Linked DNA regions of Homo sapiens: region 2 is linked to region 1. A link is a loop called in an ENCODE intact Hi-C map of the cell type or tissue named here. Cell type or tissue: K562. All regions are shown on one strand. Links, peaks and the distances in the headings refer to the core of each region. The heading gives the core; the rest is flanking DNA.

What was found. Hi-C counts contacts between places; a loop is a spot of excess contacts. Peaks named below come from ENCODE experiments on the same cell type or tissue, not always from the same donor. Only the 100,000 strongest peaks of a DNase experiment are listed, where the experiment ranks them.
Region 2: it touches region 1 in a loop (3-fold over the local background); 9 of 110 quality-filtered maps call a loop at or near these places.

The regions. Positions count from the first base shown.
Region 1 is chrX:115,641,848-115,644,774 of GRCh38, forward strand. PLS3 (plastin 3) reads left to right here. Exons shown (of 16, transcript NM_005032.7): 10 at 1,466-1,661. Among named protein-coding and RNA genes, the nearest start is that of PLS3-AS1, 81 kb to the left of the region's middle. In K562, for the core only: a CTCF peak has its summit at 1,284 (motif pointing left); no DNase peak of the experiment used is centred there.
Region 2 is chrX:115,225,413-115,228,339 of GRCh38, forward strand. The region is part of intron 1 of LRCH2 (leucine rich repeats and calponin homology domain containing 2); the gene reads right to left. Among named protein-coding and RNA genes, the nearest start is that of LRCH2, 7.2 kb to the right of the region's middle. In K562, for the core only: a CTCF peak has its summit at 1,681 (motif pointing right); no DNase peak of the experiment used is centred there.

The sequences.
Region 1 (2,927 bases), core at 265-2,764:
AGTCTGAAATGTTCTGCTTGGCACTCACCCTACAAATCTTGCTCTAAAATCTAGCCAGTGTTATTTCCCCAAAAGTCTGTGTTCCCCACCCCAACCTTCCTTCCCACCACCACCCAGGTGCCTTTGCTCATGCTGTTCTCATGGTTTTCAGTGTCCTTCATCTTTTTCAGCTTTACACCTTCTTTAGGGTCTTTTTTTTTTTTTTTTTTTTTTAAGAGACGAGGTTTCGCCATGTTGGCCAGGCTGGTTTCGAACTCCTGGGCTCAAGCAATCCTTCTGCCTCGGCCTCCCAAAGTGCTGGGATTACAGGCGTGAGCCACCACGTCCAACCAAGGCCTAATTTTAACTCTGAACAGTTTTACCTGTTTTTTATTTCAATTTAACTTTTTTCTCTTCGTCTTTGTAATGGAAAAAATCCCTTCCTTTCGTCCTAACTTTTTTAATCCTTCAATTCCCTGAGATTAATCCTTGGTCTTGCCTTCCACCATTCTCCCTACGCTCAAAAGAAATCAGTGGAAATAGATTCTCTGCTTCTCTTCAATTCAAGCAACAGTTCACAAGCATTTCCCTTGGGATTTGAGCATGACATGAATGAAGGTGTCTGTCTTCTCCCTCAGCCAGGGAAGCCTACTTCCACAGCTCAGCACAACTTCCTCTCTCTCTAGCTCGCTCTCCAGCAGTGCCCTCCTTTCTAGTTCCTTCTGCTGCATAACACAGCCCCAGAGGTTCCAGGGTTCCAAGGAGTCCACTCTGTCATGAAGCTCATTGACTTAATGCACAGTACCCAGAAGCCTCAGTGAAGTTCAGCTGAGAGCCAGTAGAAAAAAGGAGAAACTCCAAAGCAGAAAGTAGTAAATCAGCAAAATAAAATAAAATAAGCCAGGTTGAAGAGAATGAACCCACAATTTACAGAAAATGAACACCATTTTCTAAAGGAGACTTAAGTAGGACTACAGTTAATACCCTTTCACATTTAATAATTAATTGAGATTCATTGTAGATAAAGTACATTTGAAAAAAAATTTTAACATAATTCTACTGAAAATATCTGAATATTTAACTTGAGGTGGCTTAAAAGGACAATTGAAGCTGTTTTCCTATTGAGAAGGAAAAAAGGAAAAGTGGAACCAGAGAAAGTGAAGATGGTGAATGTATATTTTTCTCTACAGATTTTCAAACAAAATCTGGGAGTTTCCCCCAACCTTTTACGTAACTTCTTTCTTAATGCAATTTAGTTAAATGTACTCAGTAGTTTGCTGTGTGATCTGGCGCCATCTAGTGTATATTACAGGTACTGCATCTCCAAGAGGGCCAACCTTTTTTTTTGCATTCAAAACAATTTTATAATAAGTACCATATGTTAGCTAAAAGAAAGTAGAACTGTATACCCAGACTATGACAGTGGGGAAATTTTCTATATTTTTAGTGTGGCCTTTGACAAAGTCTTCCGATTTTGTTTCAACAGGAAACAGATGATTTGAAGAGAGCTGAGAGTATGCTTCAACAAGCAGATAAATTAGGTTGCAGACAGTTTGTTACCCCTGCTGATGTTGTCAGTGGAAACCCCAAACTCAACTTAGCTTTCGTGGCTAACCTGTTTAATAAATACCCAGCACTAACTAAGCCAGAGAACCAGGATATTGACTGGACTCTATTAGAAGGTAACTAAAAACCTCAATTTCGAATGTGTGGGACTATAGAGTAGAAATACATAGGCCACAATGATTTTACAATCTAGACTTAATAAGTTTTTTTATATCTACAAGAAGTAGATGGCAGATGCTGAGTAAAAACTGGCAGGAAAGTACGATACAAGTGAACTTTTAAAGTAAAGTAGTCGAGGCCGGGCACGGTGGCTCACAGCTGTAATCCCAGCACTTTGGGAGGCCGACATGGGCGGATCACCTGAGGTCAGTAGTTTGAGACCAGCCTGACCAACATGGTGAAACCCCGTCTCTACGAAAAATTAAAAAATTAGCTGGGGCGTGGTGGCACATGCCTGTAATCCCAGCTACTCGGGAGGCTGAGGCAGGAGAATCACTTGAATCTGGGAGACGGAGGTTACAGTGAGCCGAGATCGCGCTATTGCACTCCAGCCTGGGCAACAGAGTAAGACTCCATCTCAAAAAATAAATAAAAAAAATAAAAAGTAGTCGAGTCGCTTAATGTAAAGCCACTTAGTAAATCAGTATTTAGTTTTAATATTTAGGGTTAGACCACTTTTTAATCCTCTCACCAGGAAAAAGTGCACATATGCATTCAGTTTGACCTGTAAATTTAGCATATATTTATGTTTCATTCATCCACAGTCAATGTAACTGGAACTAACCCCAACTCCTTTCACCTTTACCTCCTCAAGAAACAAATGATAATATATACTAATTTTTTTTTAAGTTTTGGAAAGGCAGAGTTTACCTTTTCCAGATTATATATGTGTGAAGCGTAGTCTATAAAAATTAAGAAATGCAGCCAGGCGCGGTGGCTCACGACTGTAATCCCAGCACTTTGGGAGGCCAAGGTGGCCAGATCACCTAAGGTCAGGAGTTCGAGACCAGCCTGGCTAACATGGTGAAACCCCGTTTCCACTAAAAATACAAAAAATTAGGCAGGCATTGTGGTGCGCACCTGTAATCCAGATACTCGGGAGGCTGAAGCAGGAGAATCCCTTGAACCTGGGAGGCAGAGGTTGTAGTGAGCTGAGATCGTGCCATTGCACTCCAGCTTAGGCAACAAGAGCAAACCTCCATCTCAAAAATAAATAAATAAATAAATAAATAAATAAATAATGCAAATAGTAATTCATTGAGTGTCCACTGATATTTCTATAAAACCAGTAACTTAACTGATAACATCAGTTACTTTGAGGGATGCAGATTCGAGGAAATATTGGAGAAAGATTTGAGAAGGAGACTATAAAAAGTTCATAA
Region 2 (2,927 bases), core at 230-2,729, 420 kb before region 1:
CATATGTAAAAACAGGAACATGGAACTCCACCTCGTGCTATACATAAAAATCGATTCCATATGAATTAAGAACTTTAATACCAAAAACAAAACTAAAACTCTTAGTAAAAAATGTAGATGAATATATTTTACATATTCTTAAACAGGACACAGAAATCATTGACTACAAAATTCAAGATTGATACATTTGGCTGTATTAAAATTTACAAATTTGTCCATCAAAACACCCCTCAAAGAGCAAAAAGGCAAGTTATAAACAAGATATTCAAAATATACAAAACAAATGATTAGTATAAGGAGTATTTTTTTAAACCCATAGAATTCTATTTTTTAAAAAAGGACAACCAACCAACAGAAAATGGGCAAAATAAATGAAAAGCTATTTCACAGTACAGGAAAGACATATGACCAACAGACATCTGAAGAAAGGTTAACATCATTCGTGATCAGGGGAATGTAAATCAAGAAAGACTTCATCGAAATACCTTTTTAAACACACTTGGTCAAAATTTTTAAATTTGACAGTACTGTTTTGGAGGGCACATAGATTCATAGGATCTCCTATACATGTCAATGGAAACAGAAATGATAAATCGGTTTGAACACTGACATACTATACAACCCAGCAATTCCATTTTCAAGTATATACACAAGAGAAATCCTTGCACAAGTACAAGAGACATGTATAATAATGATAGTAGTGCTATTCCCAAGAGAAAAAGGAGGAGGGGGGAATGAAAATGGCTATCAGTGAGAAAGTGAATAAAGATGGTATATTCACATGATGCAAGATAACACAGCCATCCAAAAGAATGAACCACAGTTTTACATAACAATTTGGATGAATCTTAGCAATTTAATTTTAACTAATAAAATATAAAAATTACCACAGTTAAATAAAACATAGTGTATGTATTACTTTTTTTAATGTTCAAAACAAGGAATAAGGAAATAAGATTTTGAAACGTACGGCTTGAAAACTGGCTACTGGCTTGAAGGTGTTTTAGTAACATTGTTTTAGTAACACATGACAATCAGATTTGCATATTAGAAAGAATGGTTTAGCTACAGTGTGGAGGACTAACTAATTTAAGTTGAAGAAAACTTGAGACAGAGAGATCATTTAGAAAACTACTGACAGGTCCAGTTAAAGGTAAGGAATAGAGGAGAATCTGAACAATGACATTGAGAATAGAAAGGAATGAAACTGATCTGAAAGCTATTCAAAGAGTTATGACCAACAGGCCTTAGTCCCTCACTAGATATAGAGGCTGAGGGAAAGGGAAGAGTGGAGAATAACTCCCAAGTTTTAGATCTGGGTGACAAGGGGGCCTAGGGTGAATAACGAGAGTTCATTATTTGACATATTGAGTTTGAGGAGACTCTGAGATATCAGCATTCATGTAGTTTCCTCCATCTAAGAATAACTATAAAATCTGATGCCTCCTCTCTAAAGGCCAATCCTCCAACTTCTTTATAAAGCCCCCCTCTGCTGTTCAAACGACCAAATCAAATGTTATCCCTCCCTCTTTGAACCTATGCTGCACTTTCCATTTATCTTACTCTAACCCAGGGTTTCTCAACCTTGGCACCATGGACATTTTAGACAAGTTAAGTCTTTGTTGTATGGGGCTGTCCTTTTCAATGTAGGATGCTTGGCAGCATCCCTTGCCTCTACCCACTAGATGTCAGTAGCAACCCCCAAATTGTGATAATCAAAAATGTCTTCAGCCAGGTGTGGTGCTGCAGGACTATAGTCCAAGCTACTCAGCAGGCTGAGACAGGAGGATCACTTGAGCCCCCGAGTTAGAGCCTGTGAACAGCCACTATATTCCAGCCCAGGCAACATAGCCAGGGCAACATAGCAAGGCCTTGTCTCTTAAAAAAAAAAAAAAAAGTCTCCAGATACTGTCAAATATCCTCTGGAGGCAACCTCTCCAACCCTACCCTTCCCCACAATGAGAACTACTGATCTAGGATATAATAGGTATATGAGTTCTTATTTTAAACCATTATGAAATCATTAACTCACTGAAAGCAGCAACTTTACAACCTTTACAAAATATCTATATGACAAATCCATTCTTACATACTCATTAAGGTAGTTTAAGGACACAGTCATCTATGTTTAATTTACTATTTCTAATTCACAAAAACCTTTAAATGTAATTATTTCCCATTGACATAGACATCCCCAACCAAGTAGCTCAAAATACTAAGGATTTACGTATTGCAATTATTTTTTTAAGAAGTGAAAAACTCTAGACTATACATACTAGATTCTCTTAGGAACATAATCATTAACAAAAAGCCATTTCTGAGTGAAATCCAAATTCACAAATGTTCTAGAATCAGTTCATCTCCATATGGTTCAAAGAAAAGTTTATGTCACAGTTATCTTATACCTGTCTCTTGTCACCTTGAATCTCTAATATTCTACTGAGACAAGTAATTAATCTAAAAATAAAGTGACAACATTCTCTGTCACAAATTAGAAAAGACTACACAGAATCAAGTGTTCCTGAAAAGGAAAGAACTTACTTTCCTATTTGGAAAAAACTTTTCCTCAAAGAATTTGATATAAAAAATACATTAGAAAATATCTACTGTTGAATTATCCATTACAGTCCATTGACAGGTATTCTGTTAATGGAATGCTATCTATTTACATGAAACAAGAGAAATGTAAAGATTAAACATTACAGTTTGACCTTTAGCAGATTGAGTGCACTAGCTGAAAGTGAGAGTAAACATAAACTTACATTGTTATTAAATTGGCTTATACAGTTTTCTTTAATTACATTAAATGGTTCCCTGGCGTGTAAGGTATTTTTTTTTCTGTAAATGAGAAGCAGACAACCCTTTCTGAAACTTTCCAGATAACTGATTATAAGAGTATTACAATGTTTTAAGAAGCACCCAAATAC